2 separate regions of the Homo sapiens genome follow, and region 2 is linked to region 1. A link is a loop called in an ENCODE intact Hi-C map of the cell type or tissue named here. Cell type or tissue: CD14-positive monocyte. All regions are shown on one strand. Links, peaks and the distances in the headings refer to the core of each region. The heading gives the core; the rest is flanking DNA.

Region 1 (11,251 bases), core at 3,070-8,069:
GACAACATATTCCACCCCTGGGGGATATATTTCTGGCCCATGTACTGGGTGACACAGAAAGCTTCTGGCTTGAGTGGGGCTAGAACGAGAAAGGGTGCTGCAGCAGGTCCAAGCCATAGTGCAGTCAGCTCTGCCAGCAGACCCCCATGGTGTTGGAGGTGTGAGTGGTGGGAAAAGATGTAGTGTGACCACTGAATGGATCTGCAGGCCTCCTGGGCCCATTGTAAACTGGGCTTTATCTAGCACCCCATTTTTTAGTTGGTCCTCCTAAACTCTGCTCTAACAGCAGGGCTATGATGCTTCTTTGGGTCTCTCAGTATCAGTGCAACTCAGACCCTTTGTCCAATAGTTTTTTTTTTTTTTTTTAGCGGGAGGGAGTCTTGCTCTGTCGCCCAGGCTGGAGTGCAGCAGCACGATCTCGGCTCGCTGCAACCTCCGCCTCCTGTGTTCAAGCGATTCTCCTGCCTCAGCCTCCCAAGTAGCCAGGATTACAGGCGCCCACCACCACGCCCAGCTAATTTTTGTATTTTTAGTAGAGACAGGGTTTCACCATATTGGCCAGGCTGGTCTCAAACTCCTGACCTCAAGTGATCCAGCCTCAGCCTCCCAAAGTGCTGGGATTACAGGCATGACCCACTGCGCCTGGCCTGTCCAATTACTTTATAAATGTCTGATTATTCCCCCTTCAGTGTATAGTCACCCAAGAAAATGGCCATAGGTCCCTTTGAGGAGACTAGGGGAATCATCACAGTATATGTTTGCCATCATGTTGCACGGTTCTTCCTTCAACCACCTCTCCAGTCCATGTATCCAGATCTAAAAATTAACTTAAGTCTGGGAACTGGGCAAGGGAGCCGGATTTTTATTGAAATTACTGCCCTCAGCCTCTTGCTCCTCCAATTTGCTTTAAAAAAATAAATAGATCAGGGATCAGTATATGATGGCCCAGGAGCCATTGATGGCCTGATCTAGTCAATCATCTATTTTTCATAAACAAAGGTTTGTTAAAACACGGGACACTCGTTTGCTTACATATCGTCTATGGTTGCTTTTGTGCTACAACAGCTGAGCTGAGCAGTTGCCACAAAGAGTGTATGACTTGCAAAGTCTAAAATATTTAGCCCTTTACCTGAACAGTTTGTTGATCCCGTTATAGATGCTAAAAGCATCCTTGTTGACTGCCTGCCTGTTTTGCTTCTAAGTGCAAAATAGACACTACGCTCCATTAACCATGTCCACAACCCCCTGCTGGTAAAGCCCAGTGATTGTCACTCAAACCCTGCCTTTTGGTGGGTAAGGCAATTAAAGCCTCCTGGCTCCTGGCAGTTAAGTGCCACCTCCTGGCCCCCATCATGCCCACAGATGCTGACAAGCTCAGATTGTAACCGCCACTCCTACCATCAGCACGGCCTGCAGAACTTCTTAGTGATGGTGCCCTTCTCATCAGTGCATTTCGATGGCTGGGAGAATAGTGTATCTTGTGTGCCTTCTCATAGGACATATTCTCTGGTGGGTCTTTTGGCCATATATATATATTTAATATATAGAATATATATTAAATATATAGAATATATATTTAATATATATTCTATATATTTAATATATATTATATATTCTATATATTTAATATATATTATATATTCTATATATTTAATATATATTATATATTCTATATATTAAAATATATTATATATTATATATTATAAATATTAAATATATATTATATATTAATATAATTAATATATATTTAATTATATATTTATTATATATTTATATATTTCAATATATATTAATTATATATAAATAATATACAATTATTATAATATAATTTGTATTAATATATTAATATATATTAAATATATAATATAAAATATATAATATATATTTAATATAATATATTATATAATATATATAAATATATAAATATATATAAATATATAAATATATATTATATAATATATATAAATATATATAAATATATATATTTAATAAAATATATATATTTAATAAAATATATATATTTTTATATATTTAATATATATAATATATATTTAATATATATATTATATATATTAAATATATATATATGGCCAAAAGACCCACCAGAGAATATGTCCTATGAGAAGGCACACAAGATACACCACTCTCCCAGCCATCGAAATGCACTGATGAGAAGGTTACCATCACTAAGAAGTTCTGCACGCCGCGCTGATGGTCAATATTAAATTTTATATATATATTAAATTAAATATATTATATATTTAAACATTAAATTAAATATATTATACATTTAAATATATATTTAATTAAATATATATATATATATATTTTTTTTTGAGATGGAGTCTCGCTCTGTCACCTAGGCTGGAGTGCAGTGGCGTGATCTCAGCTCACTGCAAGCTCCGCCTCCCAGGTTCACACCATTCTCCTGCCTCAGCCTCCCGAGTAGCTGGGACTACAGGCGCCCACCACCCCGCTCGGCTAATTTTTTTTTTTTTTTTTTAGTAGAGACGGGGTTTCACCGTGTTAGCCAGGATGGTCTCGATCTCCTGAGCTCATGATCCACCCGCCTGAGCCTCCCAAAGTGCTGGGATTACAGGCGTGGGCCACCGCTCCCGGCCTATATTTTCGATTTTAAAATAAATATAATACCTTATTACAAAAATAGAGATGGGGATTCACCGTGTTGCCCAGGCTGGTCTCGAACTCCTGAGCTCAAGCAGTCCACCAGCCGCAGACTCTCAAAGTGCTGGGATTATAGGTGTAAGCCGCTGCGCCTGGCCCGGCCTTATATAATATAGTCCTTCAAACACGTCCACTTCCTTCAGCCTCTTTGTTCTTATCTGTACTATCTGCCTGAGTGAAGAAGTAAAGGAGGGTTGGGGAGAAGCATTAAACTACCAAGCAGAGCTTCAGCAAGGCTAACAGGGAGTCCTTGAATCAAAGTCAGAGAAGTCCCATGTCTTCCAGGAATAGACCTGTCTTAGTATCCCTGCCGGCCTTAACTATTTGCTAGGAGCAGCCTGTATAGGAAGCATGCCTGGGTGCAAATGCAGATAGGTCTCAGTACAGCAATGGAGCCCTTAGGCCATTTTGTTCCCTGTGGCTGGAGGTGTGTGAGGCACATTCTCCTGGCCACCATAGGAGCCAGAACAAAGACCAGGATGGGTGTGACACAGCCTGATTTAAATGCCAGTCTGCGTCTTTAATAACAGGTCTGACTTGTAAAGTAATACAAGCTGCTGCTCAGGATGGCACTGCTTTCAGGAGTGTCTTTTGAGTCAGTAGAATAAGACGGCTCCCAGGCAGACTGCATAGGGACAAAGTGATTCGTGTGTGCCTCACCTCCTCTCTCCTTGCTATTATACTTGCAATCCAAACAGGAAAGAAGTACTTGCCCTGACTCAGAAGCAGTCTATTCCCTGTTCCTCCATTCTGAGAGGGTGAATTGACAGATCTTAGGATTCCTCACTTGAGGCCTAGGCTGTGAGGTGGTTAAAGGCCAAAAACAACCCACCTGCAATGAGTGCATTTGCCTGGAAGCTGCAATTGCAGCAAGAGCCATTGATGTCACAGTACGTTAATGCCAGTAAGAGTCTTAGGGATCACCTCCTGTCTGTACATTTATCCCTAAGGGAAACTAACTTTCTCCAGTGATAAAAATTTCGCTTCTAGTACTAGCTATGCTCTTTCTTCAAAGCTATGAAGGTGCAAAATAGATGGAGCTGAGTGGTAGGCTACAGACCCAGAAATGCAGGCCCAGGAAGGCAGAATCAAGGATAGATTTCTCCAGATGGTGGTGGGGATGAAATGTCTCAAAACAGCCCTGCCTTAACGGGAATGTCCTAACCATCCCGCAGTTGTTAATTTCTCCTAGCAGCTTTGTCTTCCTTCTATCAGCATCATTGTTATCTCAAGGAGACGCTCCTGAGCCAAATCTCACCCAGTTCTAGTCTCACTGTTGCTCATTTCTATCCCTAGAGGTGTGGAGTTTTACCGGCTGTCTAGAATTAAAGCAACCTTGCAGGAAAATAACAGTTCTGTGTATCCTCACCACTAGGCTCTCTCCTTACAGAGAAACTCATGCCTTCTTCACTTTTGTTCTTCCAATATCATCAGACTGGATAAAGAAAAATAGCAGATAGATTGGTGTAGCCCCATAATTCCCCATTATGGATATAGTTTTATCAAGATATTTAAAGTAAAACTCCTAAGGTCAATTTCTATCCCTACTCCTAGGGTCTCCAACTTAAGAAAATTCACCTTTTTCCAAAAATCAAATCCCAGCCCCACCACCTACACCTGTGTGATCCTGGGCAGTTATCAGACCCAATGCGTCTCAGCTTCCTCACCTGTAAAATGGTAATAACAATAGTTACCTCCTAAGGTTGCTGTTATGAGATAACATGTATAAAGCAACTGAAATATAATACACGCTCAACAGAGCTGGGGCTCTGAATTTTAGGTTTGAGAAGGAGCTGACATAGATCTGGTATTAAAAATCTAGCCAAATATGAGAATAAGAAAAGAAATTGGACGACATGAAGGAAACACGCAGCAAAAAAATAAGGGAAACACCCAGGTGTGTGGCCGAGAGGAAGATTACATCTCTGTGCTGGTCATTGATATCTTCGTCCTTGAATTCCTGGATTAGCAGACATGGAAAATACATAAACTCCTAAGTAGGATCCTTATTATTAAATTAAATAATGTACATTAAAACATTTTGAAAAATATAACTTACTAGAATAACCTACAAGACAGTGATATGCTTATAGTTGCAATAAACAGAGATCTGTTAGGCACAGGAGGGCGGTATGGTAAAAATGTTTGTGAAAATGTGGAAAACAAGAACCTTAGCCTAGAACCCAAGAAAAGTCTAGCGCCCAAGTCTCACAGAGCCCATACAGGCAAATTGGCTCAGGATCCAAGGCATTTTGAGGGAGCTGATTACTTTGTCCCCTTTCAGAAGCAGAAGTTCATCAACCTCCTACTCATCTCCACTTAATACTCATCTACTCTGTCAGTATCTGTGTGCCCTCTCACTTATTTAATTACTAAAGGGTTGACTCTGACTATTCTAGTGCATATTCCCCAGATGGTAATTGACTAAGCCATTGAGATTCCCTGCAGTCTCCATCTAGGCAGAGTTTCTCCTGCCAGGCCAATTCATCACTGACTAGCCCGTGGGTTGGCTACTCTTGGGCCAGGTGTCCACCCCATATCCAATCAGTTAAGGCCTGACATTGTAGGCTCAGATGAATAAAAGCATGGAAACACATGGGATCCCAAAGATCCCAGCAAGATCTTTGGACTGGAATGTTTTTCTTAAATGACGATTCTGAGCATGGCTGTTAATAGATGACAGATGAATTGATCATTAATTGATCAAAACCTCAAGCCTAACATCAAACTGGGAGACTCAAGAAGTTAGAAAATATCTTAAATCCTATAAAATGTTTCAGATAGATTGCTTTCAAGCATCTCACTGTTTAAACAAAGGTCAGACCATACAGAAAATCCTAATTTGCCTAAAAAGTTATAGTTAAAAAGGCTTAGGCCAGCCAGGAGCAGTGGCTCCCACCTGTAATGCCAGCACTTTGGGAGGCCGAGGCCAGGAGTTCGAGACCAGCCTGGCCAACGTGGCAAAACCCCATCTCTACTGAAAATACAAAAAATTAGCCAGGGGTGGTGGTGGGTGCCTGTAGTCCCAGCTGCTTTGGAGGCTGAGGCACAAGAGTCGCTTGAACCCGGAGAAAGAGGTTGCAGTGAGCCGAGATCGCGCCACTGCACTCTAGTGTGAGCAACAGAGCAAGACTATCTCAAAAAAGAAAAAAGGCCTAGGCCGGCCAAACTTCATCAGACCAATTGAGACAATACTAGAATTTGTAGAACTGGGAGAACAATACCACAAGATGGCAGCATTATCCCTTTTGTGCCTTGTACTGTTAAAAAGTCTGAGAGCCAGATTATCTGTTGAGCCTGCTCTCAATTGGCCCACCTCTTTCCTGAAGCTATTTTTAAGAGAACTGAGCAGCCCCTAGTTGATGGAGAATATATAAATCTAAATAGACATGGCATCTATTTTTTTATCCTCCAGTTCACTCATTATCTCTGAGCTCATTTGATTTCTAAAATCTCAGGACCTGTTATCATTATTTTTTAGTATAATTAAATACATAATTAGGCATGGAAGCAGTGGCTTGTATTATCCAAGGATTACAAGCTCCTTAGCCATGTCTGAATTGCAGAAATTCAATTTTTTAATTGTAACATTCTTTATTTGTCATTTATGTAATCCAGTTTTTCGTTATAACTTTTAAAAATATATGTATATCTCTTTCCTACAAGATTCAATTCAAGCCCAAAATACATACTGAAAACCAACTATGAATGTTAATTTTATGTGGGAATTTGGGTAGGCCATGGTGCCCAGTATCTGGCCAACCACCAGTCTAGACGTTGCTGTGAAAGTATTTTTAAATGAGATTAAATTTAATTCAGTAGACTTAAAGGAGATTGTCCTCCATAATAGTGGGGGCCTCATCCAAGCAGTTGAAGGCTTTAAGAGAAAAAGACTGAGATCCCCAGGGAAGAGGAAATTCTGCCTCCAGACCGCCTTTGGACTCAAACTACAACATCGACTCCTCCCTGGGTTTTCAGCTGTTGGCCTGCCCTACAAATTTCAGACTTGCCAGCCCTCACAATAAGCTATAGACCAGGCACCGCACCATGGAATACAAAGATAATTAAGAAATATCTTGGGCCGCGCACCTGTAATCCCAGCTACTTGGGAGGCTGAGGCAGGAGAATCGCTTGAACCCGGGAGGCAGAGGTTGCAGTGAGCCGAGATCGAGCCACTGCACTCCAGCCTGGCAACAGAGCAAGACTCCGGCAAAAAAAAAAAGAAAAGGAAAGAAATATCTTTGATCTCATGTTAGGAAAACTCCCTACTGGAACCAATAATTGCCTCCATAAGTGGAGGGCAAGCTCAGACCAAAGGAAGAGGTAGACCACTCCAGGTTGGTAGGTAGCCAAAAATTTATTCAGGGGGAACTTACATAGAAGGCAGTCTTGGGCAGCAGCAAGACAAGGTACATCTCAGAACTTGCAATATACACCTAACCTTTCATACCATGAAAATGAAAGTGCACAGAAAGTCTCTGATGACATGTTAAGCCATCTGGTTGCTTTCTTAATCTATTTACTCTAGTTACCTTCTATCTCTTTAATTCCTACTTACAGGGATTGTTTGGGTTCCCTACAATGAATGTTCCTAAGCATGCTGGGCAGAGGGTGGGACTGCAGGGAATGGGGTAGGGGGAGGTTCCAGGCAGCAGCAGTTCACTGCTTCCTATGACTCACTTCAGTCATATACCCAGAACGCATCTGAAAAACACATGAACACATAACTAATACTGTGTTAAGACAATGTATTATGAAAATACTGTGGGAACACAGAAAAATAAATTCTTTGGGTGGCAGTGAGAAAAACTGTAAAGAGGTGCCATTTGACTTGCAAAGAATAAACAGGTCTCCAACAGGCAGACATTAGAGGCAGTGGAAACCCGATGAGCAAAAATAGATGTGCAAAAGGTGGCAAAATAAGTAGTCCCCCATGTAGATATGTGACTTCGAGGTACTAAGATATAATATCCAACATTTGAGCTCTTACTATTTTGTTAATAAGGGCTTTTATATAGATATCATGAAACTTTACATCCTTATCAAGTTACAAGCTCTTAGAATCCTAACTTCACGATTTTAGAAACTTAGGAACACAGAATTTAAGCAATTTGTCTAATGCCCCAAATCAAGCAGGAACATGAACCAAAGCAGTCTGACTTTATTTATTTATTTATTTAGGGACAGGGTCATGTTCTATCACCAGGCTGGAGTGCAGTGGTGGGATCATGGCTCACTGCCTTGACCTCCTGGGTTCAAGTGATCCACCCACCTCAGCCTCCCAAGTAACTGGAACTACAGGCATGTGCCACCACACCTGTCTAATTTTTTCTTTTCTTCTTTTTTTTTTTTTGGCAGAGATGGGGGGGGGGGTCTCACTATGTTGCCCAGGCTGGTCTCGAACTCCTGAGCTCAAGTGATCCTCCTGCTTCAGCTTCCAAAAGTGCTGGGATTATAGGTGTGAGTCATCATGCCCGGTTTCAATCTGACTTGAGTTCATAATCCTAAACACTATATTACTAAGGCCCTATGTGCTTTAAAATTTTAAATGTTATAATCAAAGGGGAGCCTAGGAACCTTCAGGTTTATAGACATATTTTTGTTTCTTAGTATTCCCTCGTCTTTTTTTTTGAGACGGAGTCTCACCCTGTCACCCAGGCTGGAGTGCAATGGGGCGATCTTGGCTCACTGCAACCTCCGCCTCCCAGGTTCAAGCGATTCTCCTGCCTCAGCCTCCCAAGTAGCTGGGATTACAGGCACGCCCTACCACACCTGGCCACTTTTTTGTATCTTTAGTAGAGACGGGGTTTCACCATGTTGGCCAGGCTGGTCTCGAACTCCTGACCTTCTGATCCACCTGCCTCGGCCTCCCAAAGTGCTGGGATTATAGGCATGAGCCACCGCGCCAGGCCTGTATTCCCTTGTACTTTTTAACTCTCTCTTCTAATGGACTAATAAAAGTCAGGCCTAAAAATAAGAGTGAAAATCATTCTCAGAGTGATTTTCAGCCCATCCTTATCAGGATTTGAACATTGCAGGCTTCCTAGAGCTCATTAGGAATATATTTATGGTCTAAACCAGAATGAACAGCTACAAACTTTTCCTCCGTTTACAATAAAGTGACAGTAGGGGGCGACTTTTTGTTACTTTTAACCAAAAACAGGTGGATTCTGTTTATTCTTTACAGAAAAATAGGTGGATTGTTTATTCTTTACAGAATAAGCCTCCCTTATTCAGGGTACGTACATGAAGCATAAATTACCTTGACCTTCCACGTTGGTCTAGGCCTGTTCTTTTCTCTTTCTCAATCACCACCCCCATCCCATCCCAAATTTTACCCACCTTCTCTTTGATTGCCCTTCTTTTACAGTGTGTTTCTTTGGAATTTTTGCTTTAAGTGCTTTTCAAATTGCAGTCATTAGAACTGTCTCTCTTGACTACTCACTTCATTCTCCTACAGGTTTTGAAAATAAACCTAGTCTCACTCAAATGCTAACCTGAAGACTAAATGGAATCTGACCTCATACATACAAACTGAGGTAAAACAGTAGGAATAAACTTGTAACCCCAGCACTTTGGGAGGCCGAGGCAGGCAGATCAAAAGGTCAGGAGATCAAGACCATCCTGGCTAACACGGTGAAACCCGTCTCTACTAAAAATACAAAAAATTAGCGAGGCATGGTGGTGGGTGCCTGTAGTCCCTGCTACTAGGGAGGCTGAGGCAGGAGAATGGCGTGAACCCGGGAGGTGGAGCTTGCAGTGAGCCGAGATCGCGCCACTGGACTCCAGCCTGGGAGACAAAGCGAGACTCCGTCTCAAAAAAAAAAAAAAAAAGCATCTCTCAAGCCATGCTGGATGCTGCGGACCAGGATGCAGTGTCAGACATGGGAGTTATTGTCCACATCATTGAAAAGGACAAAATCACCACCAGGATTGAAGGCCTGAATGGACTAACCCTGTTCGCAGAGCCCACTTTTTTTTTTTTAATAAAATAGCCTTAAAAAAAAAACTTAAAAATCTGACCTAAAATATACTATCAGTTGGAAATTTTCATTTTTTGTAAGTCGTACATGCAGGGATCCTTTTGAAGCACTTTCTACCAAACTACTAACAGTGGGTATTATTTTTGTTCTCAAAGAAAAGTGAAAAACTTTATGAAATTGGTTTGACTAGAATCTTTTCACACTATCATATTTATTTATTTATTTATTTAATTTTTTTTTTTTTTGAGATGGAGTCTCGCTCTCGCTCTGTCGCCCAGGCTGGAGTGCAAGCACACCACCACACCCTGCTCATTTTTGTATGTTTAGTAGAGACAGGGTTTCACCATGTTGGCCAGGCTGCAGGCTGGTCTTGAGCTCCTGACCTCAACTGATCCAACCGCCTCGGCCTCCCAAAGTGTTAGGATTACAGGCATGAGCCACCATGCCTGGCCTCTATCCCTTTTTTTTTTTTTTTTTTTTTTTTTTTGAGACAGGGTCTCACTCTGTCGCCCAGGCTGGAGTGCAGTGGTGTGACCTCGGCTCACTGCAACCTCTGCCTCCCAGTTCAAGTGATTCTCCTGCCTCAGCCTCCTGAGTAGTAGCTGGGATTACAGGCATGCACCACAATACCCGGCTAATTTTTGTATTTTTTGTAGAGACAGCGTTTGCCATGTTGGCCGGGCTGGTCTCGAACTCCTGGCCTCAAGTGATCCACCCACCTTGGCCTTCCAAAGTGCTGGGATTACAGGCATGAGCCACCGTGCCTGGACTTTCTATCACCTTTCTAAAAGAAATTTCAAGAGTGGACCCATAATTTTGTGACACAATAGATGGAGAACATTAAGAGAAAGATAACAGGTGAGAAGAGAAGAGAGTAGAATGTTTGAAATAATGTACATGAAGGGGAGTATATAGCGCTGTGCACAGAAGGATGCTTGATAAATGACATCAGATAATTCAGAGACCTTTTTTTATTAAATGTGTAAAAAGCAGTTCTCATCTTACAAGCTCAAAATCAGACGAATGTATGAGGGTGTATAATTGTTATATTTATAAACTGTATCACCCAAAAACTCAATGAGGACACAATCTATATTACATTCAACATTTGCATATTTACATGATACTTACTGCAAAGTAAATACAAAATGAACTCCCATCATTTTAGTTCAGAACACAGGTGATATAATTTCAAAACAAAGGCAATTTTTTTCAACAAAGAACAGAAGTCTCCCAAGTACCAATTCACTATTTTGCAGAAAAATACAACACTAATTATAAGATTTCCATTCCAGTTTAGTCAGTAAGATACGTTGTTTGTTTGTTTGTTTGTTTTGTTTTTAGAAACAGGGTCTCACTCTGTCATACGGGCTGGAGTTCAGTGGTGCGATCAGAATTCACTGCAGCCTTGAACTCCTGGGCTCAAAGAATCTTCCCACCTCAGCCTCCCAAAGCACTGGGATTACAGGTGTGAGCCATCACAGTCTAGTAAGGTATGTTTTTGTTACTGAAATACAGCTAAAGTTTTGGATTTTAATCACCAAAATAACAGTACTTCTGGTTTACAATTGACTTTAAAATAA
Region 2 (9,871 bases), core at 33-5,032, 180 kb after region 1:
TTTTAGTAAAGATGGAATTTCACCATGTTGGCCAAGCTGGTCTCGAACTCCTGACTTCAAGTGATCCACCCGCCTCGGCCTCCCAAAGTGTTGGCATTACAGGTGTGAGACACCGTGCCTGGCCGGTATCCAGATTTTTAAGTTTGCCAGGTATTATGTGAGCCATAGTTCCAAAAGTGTATATGCTTCTCATGAGTGGATGGACAATGCTCCTGGCATAGAGTAGGCTCTTAAAATTTCCTCATTTTAATTACTCGATGAAGGCACAATTGATCTAAGTTACACAATAAGGGTAAGGTACTAAATCTATTTTGCTCACAAAGGTGCTAAGGTTTGGGCAAAATATAAATCATTTGTTTTTAATTTAACAATACCTTTTGAGGTACAGTAGGGTCCACAGTTTCCCAAGGTTCTGGATTTTTTTTTCGATCAAGGCTAAAATTAAAGAAAGCCAATTAAACATTAAAAGATGTGAATTTAAACCAACACTGATACTGGGTTTATAAACATGTTAGGGACAAAACCAGTCTCATACTAAGGCATGTGTCTGCTAATGATCAGGAACCATCAGTAGCAACTAAAATTGATTGAAAATTCTCTAAGGGAGTTTCATGGTGTGGCTCAAACATTAAACATCAGTTCCCCTAAAGGGTAGGAGGTCTGTATTCTCTTGATTGGGCTGCATTGGGGAAGGATCCCACAAACCAAATAACCATGGGAGTGAAACTGCCAAGCCAAGGACATGCAATAATGTTCTTATCTCAGTCTGTGGGAGGGGCAGGTTGAACTCTGCAGGTGGTGAACTCCAGGGCTCTAGGCTCCTCTGCCAGCGGTTAGAGGACTGCCCTCTCCAGCCCTGCACCAGCCTCCAACAGTTTCAAGTTTATCTTTTCCTCATATTCCAGGATACATGTTTTTGTTTTTTACTTTCTTCTACCCAAAGTTGAGATTAGGTTCATCGTAGACAACTGAATCTATCAATTCTACCACATTAGTAAAAATCTAATAAGCTAAAATTTAAAATTTTAATTAAAATGATTGTTTCATGATATATATCTCCCAAAACCACTGAAGAACTTTAAATTTCAAAACTTAAAAAAAAAAAAACAAGCTTTACTTCACTGCCAGAGAGTGGAGAAGGGCCAATGGGTAAAAGAATAAACACAAGAAATAAACTAATTTGATTAATATCATGGGTTTTTTTAAATTTTTTCTTTTTTTTTTCTAATTTTCATTTTCTGACCCATTGGTAGACAATATCATAAGAGTTTTCTGATAAAAGATGCTTTTTAACCCTGACTCCCAGTTCACAATTTGGCATTCTCATCCATGGGAAAAAAATAGGAAACTTATACATTTCATAAACTAAAAGTCATCCAAACACTGCCAAAAACGTTTTTATAAATTGAGACCTACTTACATCACATCGGTTTTCCAAAGAGAATACACAGCGAAAGATGAGGCTCCACCCGCCGCCACAGTCATGAACACCACCAAGGGAATGAGCTAACAAATAACAGGTGGAGGGGACACATTTGGACACTTCAATATGAAACATTTGAAACACAGCAAAACAACTGTATTTATTTTATACTTTGTTCAAAATCTGTGCCATCTTTTCATCTTTAAAAATGAAAACTTTAGTCAAGATTTTCAATTGTTTTTAAAACTTACTTCCTTCCTTTTCATCAGGAGTTGGAAAAAGCTCATGATGACTTCAGCGAAGAATTGCCAAATCTAGAAATTAAAAATCCAAAGTATTGATCGCCTGGTGGGCGCCAAACCGTCCACCGCGCTCCGCAGGCCAACTGCGGGCCGGCGCGTCCGCGTCTCTGCAGATGGGAGACTCACCTGGACGCCGGGCGGTGCGCACGGACGATGGTAACGCCCGGAACCGAACGGGCCGGCGGCCTCCCCACCTTATATATAGCGACCACAACCGCCCCGGGTGGGCCGGGCCAGCGCGCTCTGGTCACGCGCGTGGGGCGGGGAGCGCGAGGGACCTGACTCGCTTTCCCCGTTGGGCACGCGACTCCCGGGCGCCCCCTGCAGGACATTCTGCGGCTGACGTGAAGCGCCCGAACGCGGGCGCTGGCGCCCCCTGCCGCTCGCCGCGGTCTTCCTTACCTGCCGACCCCGGTCGCTCTTGGCCCCCCTAGGTGCTTGTGAGGAGTTTGGAGGTTTGGGGAGTAGGAGGTGGAACCCCCTAAGAGGGGAGCGCAGATAGCCGAGGCCTGAGGGAAAGCCAACCCTTCTAAAAGGGTATCCGGGCCTGGCGCGGTGGCTTAGGACTGTAATCCCAACACTTTGGGAGGCTGAGGCAGGAGGATCACTCGAGTCCAGCCTGGCCAACGTGACGAAACCACGTCTCTACTAAAAAAAATTAGCGGGCGTGGTGCTGCATGCCTGCAGTCCCAGCTACTGAGGAGGGCGAGGCAGGAGAATCGCTTGAGTCCAGGCCTTTGAGGTCGCAGTGAGCCAAGATTACACCACTGTATTCCAGCCTGGGCAACAGAGCGAGACCCTGTTTTAAATAAAATAGAATAAAACAAAATATTTAAATAAGCAAATAAACAATAAAAGGGGGTCCGGAAAAATGAGCTGCAGACCGGAGGGTCCCAGGAGAGGCTCCCAGGTGCAGGCGGGTAAATTAGAATTAATCCAATCACATTAAAAGCTCCAAAATGTGGTCTGTGCACCTATGGAGATCATTAAAATTAAATTGTAAAGTTTATTTCAGAATAACTCCCAGGGCGTCCTGACTTTTTCTGCTAAAAAAAAAACCCAAAAAAACAAAAACAAACAAATAAACACAATAAAACAAAAACCCGAGGTCGAGGGAGAACAAACAAAAGAATAAGCTGGGGAGGCTGTCAGGAGAAGGTCTTTCTGCAAACGACCCTGCCGGCTGGTTTAGTCTTTGGGTTCCCTCCTAACTCTCCTCTAAGCCAGCAACCTCACTTTGCAGTTTGCAGGCGGCTGCAATGGTAACAATTTCACAGAGCCAGGGGCTGTGTGTGTGCCAGACACTGAGCCAGATTCCCCTCGGCAAGGTGGGTGCAAAGTCTTATTAAGACTCAGAGAGGCTCTGGTCACGTCACTGGTAAGTGGCGGCGATGCCATCAGAACGCAGGTCTGTCTGGTGCCCAACACCATGGTTCTGTCTGCACCCCTCTGTTAAATACTGCAATAAGTAAAGGACCAGTTATTTTAAAACAAACAGTTTGAAGTTCAAGCTGTAAGTTAAAGTTAAAAGGCAACATCTTAACGTTCCCTGAAATTGGCTAGACCCTGCTGTGTTTCAACCCCATTTTCATTCTAAACCTGGGTTTTGTAGTCAAATGGACCTGAGTTCAGAGCCTGCCCCTGCTATACTTATTATTAATAGCTGACTTTAAGTAAACTACTTAACCTTCATGAGTTTCAGTTTATATATCTGCAAAATGGGGGCAAACCTGGCAGGGGAGAGAGTTGGAAAAAATGTTAGAATATATGTAAAGCATTCTGTCCTGCTTGTAGTAGGCACTCAACAAATAGTTACTATATGCAAAGATTTGGTTTTTTGTTTGTTTTGTTTTTTGAGCCAGAGTCTCGCTCTGTCACCCTGGCTGGAGTGCAGTGGTGTGATCTCGGCTCACTGCAACCTCTGCTTCATGGGCTAAAGCGACTCTCATGCCTCAGTCTCCTGGGCATCTGGGAATACAGGCATGTGCCACCACGCCCCGCTAATTTTTGTATTTTTAGTAGAGACAGGTTTTGCAACGTTGGCCAGGCTAGTTTTGAACTCCTGACCTCAGGTGATCCGCCCCCCTCAGCCTCCTAAAGTGCTGGGATTATGGGTGTGAACCACCACGCCCAGCCTCAAAGATTTGTTTTATGTAAGGCTGATCATAAATGTAGTTTCCCACTCCCTTACTCTGGCAAGCGTTCTTACTGTTTAACCCCAGAACTGTAACTAGAGACATTTGCTAATTGGATGGATCTACGTTATATACTTCAAAGAAAATTCAACATTAATTCTCCTTGGTTTGTATTACCTAGAATCAGAGAAGCCTTTTAATGAAAGACTTCTAAGGCTACTTCTGTCAGAAGATTCTACAAAAAAACCTCATGTTATTAAGAAACAGAAGTTTTTCTAGGATGGAAGGAAGGGAGGGAGAGAGAAAGAGAAACAGGACGAAGAGAGAGAGAAGAAGAAGAAATAAATTTTACATTAGTATTTCATGAGCCCAAAATTGAAATTAAAAATGTGTAGCCATTGCCTATTAATGACCTTAAACACAGAGCCGTGCTTTGCCAGTATCATTTCTTTTCAAAATGTAATGCAGTTTTTTAGTAGTCTAGGCATTATTCTGAGGATGGGGGCATAGCAGAATTAAAAAGAGTAGTAAGACACAAATCACTTACTTCAAGGTGCTTGCAATTTAGTAACTCTAAATAACTCTAATGCAAGGCATGATCTGTTGCCAAGACAGGTGATTAATTCTAACTAAGGGGGTCTGAGAAAACTTACCAAAGGTGGGGTATTTATTTGAATATACAAAAAGACAAATCAACTGTAAAAAGACATTTTGGGGGCAAGTGGGAAACTTAAATAGGATCCAGACATTAGATGATATTAAAGGGATATTGTTAAGTTTCTTAGGTGTGATAATAGTATTGCAGTTTATATATATATATAACTGCAATATATATATAACTGCAATAACTGCAATATATATATATCTCGGCTCACTGCAACCTCTGCCTCCCAGGTTCAAACAATTCTCCTGCCTCAGCTTCCCGAGTAGCTGAGACCATGGGCGCCCGCCACCATGCCCAGCTAATTTTTGTATTTTTAGTAGAGAGGGGGTTTCACCGTGTTGGCCAGGATGGTCTCAATCTCTTGACCTCGTGATCAGCCCGCCTTGGCCTCCCAAAGTGCTGGGATTACAGGTGTGAGCCACCGCGCCTGGCCGGCGATTATATTTTTTAAATGGCCTCTCCCTTTTTCAGAGCTTGTATGTGGAAATATTTAAGGGAGAAATATTATGATGTCTGGGATTTACTTTAAAATATTTCAACTAGGCCAGGTGCGGTGGCTCACGCCTGTAATCCCAGAACTTTGGGAGGCCAAGGTGGGTGGATCACGTAAGGTCAGGAGTTCGAGACCAGCCTGGCCAACATCTCTACTAAAAAATACCGAAAATTAGCCAGGTGTGGTGGTGGGCGCCTGTAATTGCGTAATCCCAGCTACTCCGGGGGCTGAGGAAGGAGAACCACTTAAACCTGGGAGGTGGAGTTTGCAGTGAGTCAAGATAGCGCCATCGCACTCCAGCGTGGGCAACAAGAGCAAAACTCCATCTCAAAAAAAAAACAGAAACAAAAACACTTCAACTAAAAAACAAATTAGGAATATTTTACAAAATAATAATTATTTAACGTAGGTGATAGGTATGTGTGGGTTTGTTGTACTCTTCCTTTTATGTATGTTTGGAAATGTTTAAAATAAAACATTTTTAAAATTCACAAATTATACGTAGTTAGTTACAGATATAATTTGCCCATATAACCTTTAAGATCTTATTCCTATTTGCAGCAATAAAAATTAAACCCAGAAAGCCACACTTTTCTTCCTTTTCATAATGCCTGGGTATATCAAGCTTTTGAGATATCAAAGTCAATATGTAGTTTGGTCTTTCCCTGATTCAAGAATTATAACACTGTGCTTTGGGTGACTCATTTATATTTTACAATTAATAATATTACGGCAAATGCAGCAATTTTGAATTATTTACTCAATAAATTCTGTTGGCCAGGTGCCGTGGCTCAGGCCTGCAATTCCAGCACTTTCGGAGGCAGAGGTGGGAGGATCACTCAAGGCCAGGAATTTGAGACCAGCCTAGATAACATAGCCAGACTCTACAAATTTTATTTTTTTTTTTGAGACAGAGTTTCACTCTTGTTGCCCAGGCTGGAGTGCAATGGTGCAATCTCAGCCCACTGCAACCTCCGCCTCCCAGGTTCAAGCAATTCTCCTGCCTCAGCCTCCTGAGTAGCTGGGATCACAGGCCCATCATGCCCAACTAATTTTTTGTATTTTTAGTACAGAAAGGGTTTTACCATGTTGGCCAGGCTGGTTTCGAACTCCTGACCTCAGGTGATCCACCTACCTCGGCCTCCCAAAGTGCTGGGATTACAGGCATGAGCCACTGCACCCAGTCTACAAAAAATTTTAATAATTAGCTGGGTATGGTGATGTGGGCCTGTAGTCCTAGCTACTTGGGAGGCTGAGGCGAGAGGATTGCTTGAGCACAGGAGCTTGAGGTTACAGTGAGTTATGATTGTGCCACTGCACTCCAGCCTGGGCAACAGAGCAAAACCCTGTTTCTTTCTTTCTTTCTTTCTTTTTTGAGATGGAGTCTTGCTCTGTTGTCCAGGCTGGAGTGCAGTGGGGTGATCTCAGCTCACGGCAACCTCCACCTCCCGGGTTCAAGCCATTCTCCTGCCTCAGCCTCTCAAGTAGCTGGGACTAACAGGCATGTGTCACCACACCTGGCTATTTTTTTTTTGTACTTTTAGTAAAGACGGGGTTTCACCATGTTGGCCAGGCTGGTTTCAAACTCCTGACCTCAAGTGATCCACCTGCCTCGGCCTCCCAAAGTGCTGGGATTATAGACGTGAGCCACTGCGCCCGGCCCAAAACCCTGTTTCTTAAAAAACTAACAATAAAAAACTGTCACCAAAACAAGTACAGTTGACCCTTGAACAACTTGGGGATTAGGGGAACTTACACACCCCTGCTCTCCACATAGTCAGAAATCTGCATATAACTTTTGACTCCCCCAATATTTAACTACTAATAATCCAGTGTTGACCAGAAGCCTTACTGATAATCTAAACAGTTGACTAACACATATTTTGCTTTTTATATAGGTAAAGTTCTTACAATAAAGCAAGCAAGAGAAAATAAAAATGAAGAAAATCATAAAAAGAAAATATCACTTTTTTTTTTTGAGACGGAGTCTTGCTCTGTCGCCTGGGCTGGAGTGCAGTGGGACGATGTCAGCTCACTACAACCTCCGCCTCCTAAGTTCAAGTGATTCTCCTGCCTCAGCTTCCCAAGTAGCTGGGATTACAGGCATGAGCCACCGGGCCTGGCTGAGAAAATATATTTCTATTCATTAAGCAGAAGTGAGTCATCAGAAAGGTCTCCATCTCTTCAAATTGAGTAGGCTGAGAAGGAGGAAGAAGAGGAGGGGTTGGTTCACTGCTTCAGTGTGGCAGAGGTGGAAGAAAATTCACATATAAGTGGACCCAAGCAAATCCCAGCACTTTGGGAGGCCAAGAGGCTGATCACCTGAGGTCAGGAGTTCGAGACCGGCCTGGCCAACATGGTGAAACCCCGTCTCTACTAAAAATAGAAAAATTAGCCGAGTGTGGTGGCAGGTGCCTGTAATCCCAGCTACTCAGGAGGCTGAGGCAGGAGAATCGTTTGAACCCGGGAGGCAGAGTTTGCAGTGAGTCGAGATCGTGCCACTGCACTCTAGCCCGGGCGACAGAGTGAGACTCCATCTAAAAAATAATTAATTATAAGAGGACCCAAGGAGTTTAAACTTGTGTTGTTCAAGGGTCAACTGTATGTGACTTAAGAACCTTCAGATTTTCTGCCCTTTTGCCTGAGGTTGTGAAGGCAAGACCCCAGAAAAGAAGTTTGTCATTCAGTTCTTTAGCAATAAGAACACTTCCCACTCCAAAATGTAATGGAATTCATAGCCTCACCACCAGCAACCAGAGGATAGACATGAAATTAGGGTCCTCCCTGCCCCCAAGCCCTGTGTACTGGCCAGGGTGCCCAGAAGGCACCGCCAGGCCAGTACTGCCTGGGTGACCAGGATGAGAAACAGGCACAGCTCCCAGCCCTTCAGACCCTGGCAGCCCCCAAAGCAGCCCACTCAGGACACTCACCAGCATCACCCTCTGTGGCTGCCCCGGAGCCCATAATCCCTTGGGGGGTCTTCCCCACCCACCTCCAGTTACCAGCAACTTGTAGAGCCTTTCTCTAGCTACTGCCACTCAGGCTTGCAGGGGCATGGAGACATGGCTGCTTGGTTCATACCCCAGGAATTTAGATTTTTTTTTTTTTTTTTTTTTTTAGGATGGAGTCTCGATCTGTCGCCCAGGCTGGAGTACAGTGGTGCGATCTTGGCTTACTGAAACCTCTGCCTCCCGGGTTCAAGCAATCCTCTTGCCTCAGCCTCCCGAGTTGCCAGGATTACAGGCGTGAGCCATTACGCCCAACTGTTTTTTTTTTTTTAGTAGAGACGGGGTTTCACCATGTTGGCCAGGGTGGTCTCAAACTCCTGACCAGCCTGAGTCAGGTGAGGTGATCCACCCGCCTCGGCCTCCCAAAGTGCTGGGATTACAGGCGTGAGCCACCATGCCTGGCCAGGAATTTAATCAGTCCAGCTCAGGCTTTTCTGAGAAAAATAGAAATTTCATTATTAAATATTTTTTGTTGACATTCTTTCTCCCTGTTCCTGATGATGGATGTGTTAATCCTGACCTCATCCTTCAGTGGCTGCCTTATGACCAGGCTTATAGCACTGGATTTGCTGAATTTTGGAGGTTCCAGGGATGTTCTATGTTGTTTAAGGTTAGTCAGCCTTAAGCAATAATGTGGCCCAGAAAGCAGTTTGAGTTCAGTTTATAGGGAAAACTGTTTACACTTCCCAGTATACCAGAAAGAAGGTGTTCAGAAGCTGGTGTTTTAATTTTCTCACAGATCAAGAATACAGCTTTTGGAAGTTGTCCAGAGCCATTCTAAAATCAGATTCGAACAGGATCAAAGAAATTCTTGATCTCATTTTGTCATCTATTGAGCATTTCAGTGAGAAGAGACACATAGTCTTTATGCTCAGGAAGCTTTCAATGTTCTGTTGAGAAGTTACAGTCATCCCTCTATATCTGCAGGGAATCGGTTCCAGGACCCCTCTCAGACACCAAAATCCACGAATACTCAAGTCCCTGATATAAAATGGTATAGTATATGCAGGTTGCCTACACACGTCCTCCTGGTTATACTTTAAAAAAATCTCTAAATTACTCATAATACCTAGTATAATATAAATGCTATGCAAGTAATTGTTACACTATTGTATTTTATTTGTGATTTTTTAAAATTTGTATTTATTTATTTGAAACAGTCTTGCTTGGTCGCCCAGGCTAGAGTGCAGTGGTGTGATTTTGGCTCACTGCAACCTCTGCCTCCTGGGTTCAAGCAATTCTGGGGCCTACCTGAGTCCCAGAGTAGATGGGATTACAGACCCACACCACCATGCCCCAGCTAATTTTTTGTATTTTTAGTAGAGATGGGTTTTTACCATGGTGACCAGGTTGGTCTTGAACTCCTGACCTTAGGTGATCTGCCCGCCTCGGCCTTCCAAAGTGCTGGGATTATAGGTGTGAGACATCACGCCTGGCCTATTTTTTATTGTTGTATTGTTTTTGTTTGTTTTTTCAAGTATTTTCAACCCACATGGTTGGCTGAATCTGCCCATGTGGAACCCACAGATGAGGAGGACTGACTTTAATTACAACTTAAAAAGACATCTTCAAATCAGCTCAGCCTTGAACAAGCATGGTTGCTAAATTACCAGCCTACTAGAAACTTTCTGGAAAAGAACAGGGGCCCACAGCTAGATGTCTGAGTTAAGGGGTTCAGGCCAGGGTTTGTCAGGTGCAGGATGGCTGCCTTGTTCAATAAGATTAATAACCAACAAAGAAAATGTATAGTAAGAATTCCAGTAAGTTTTCTAGGTATTTTCATATTACTCAAAAGCAAAGGTCAGTGTGTTATTTTAATTGAATATTTTATACCTACAAATCACGT

What was found. Hi-C counts contacts between places; a loop is a spot of excess contacts. Peaks named below come from ENCODE experiments on the same cell type or tissue, not always from the same donor. Only the 100,000 strongest peaks of a DNase experiment are listed, where the experiment ranks them.
Region 2: a loop joins it to region 1, with 4 times the contacts of the local background. A loop is called at or near these places in 19 of 110 quality-filtered maps.

What each region holds. Positions count from the first base shown.
Region 1 is chr15:45,609,082-45,620,332 of GRCh38, reverse strand. It overlaps BLOC1S6 (biogenesis of lysosomal organelles complex 1 subunit 6), which reads right to left. Exons shown (of 5, transcript NM_012388.4): 5 at 10,625-11,251. Among named protein-coding and RNA genes, the nearest start is that of SQOR, 20 kb to the left of the region's middle. RefSeq lists an enhancer at 5,662-5,781. In CD14-positive monocyte, for the core only: CTCF peaks have their summits at 5,733 and 5,932 (motif pointing right); a DNase peak (open chromatin) is centred at 5,922.
Region 2 is chr15:45,422,636-45,432,506 of GRCh38, reverse strand. COXFA4L3 (cytochrome c oxidase associated subunit FA4L3) reads right to left here and starts at 1,897. Exons shown (of 5, transcript NM_197955.3): 1 at 1,852-1,897; 2 at 1,675-1,737; 3 at 1,421-1,506; 4 at 375-435. The coding sequence starts at 1,710. RefSeq lists a silencer at 1,875-1,954 and an enhancer at 7,407-7,906. In CD14-positive monocyte, for the core only: CTCF peaks have their summits at 1,864 and 2,069 (motif pointing left); a DNase peak (open chromatin) is centred at 2,026; H3K4me3 peaks cover 720 bases; H3K27me3 peaks cover 2,214 bases.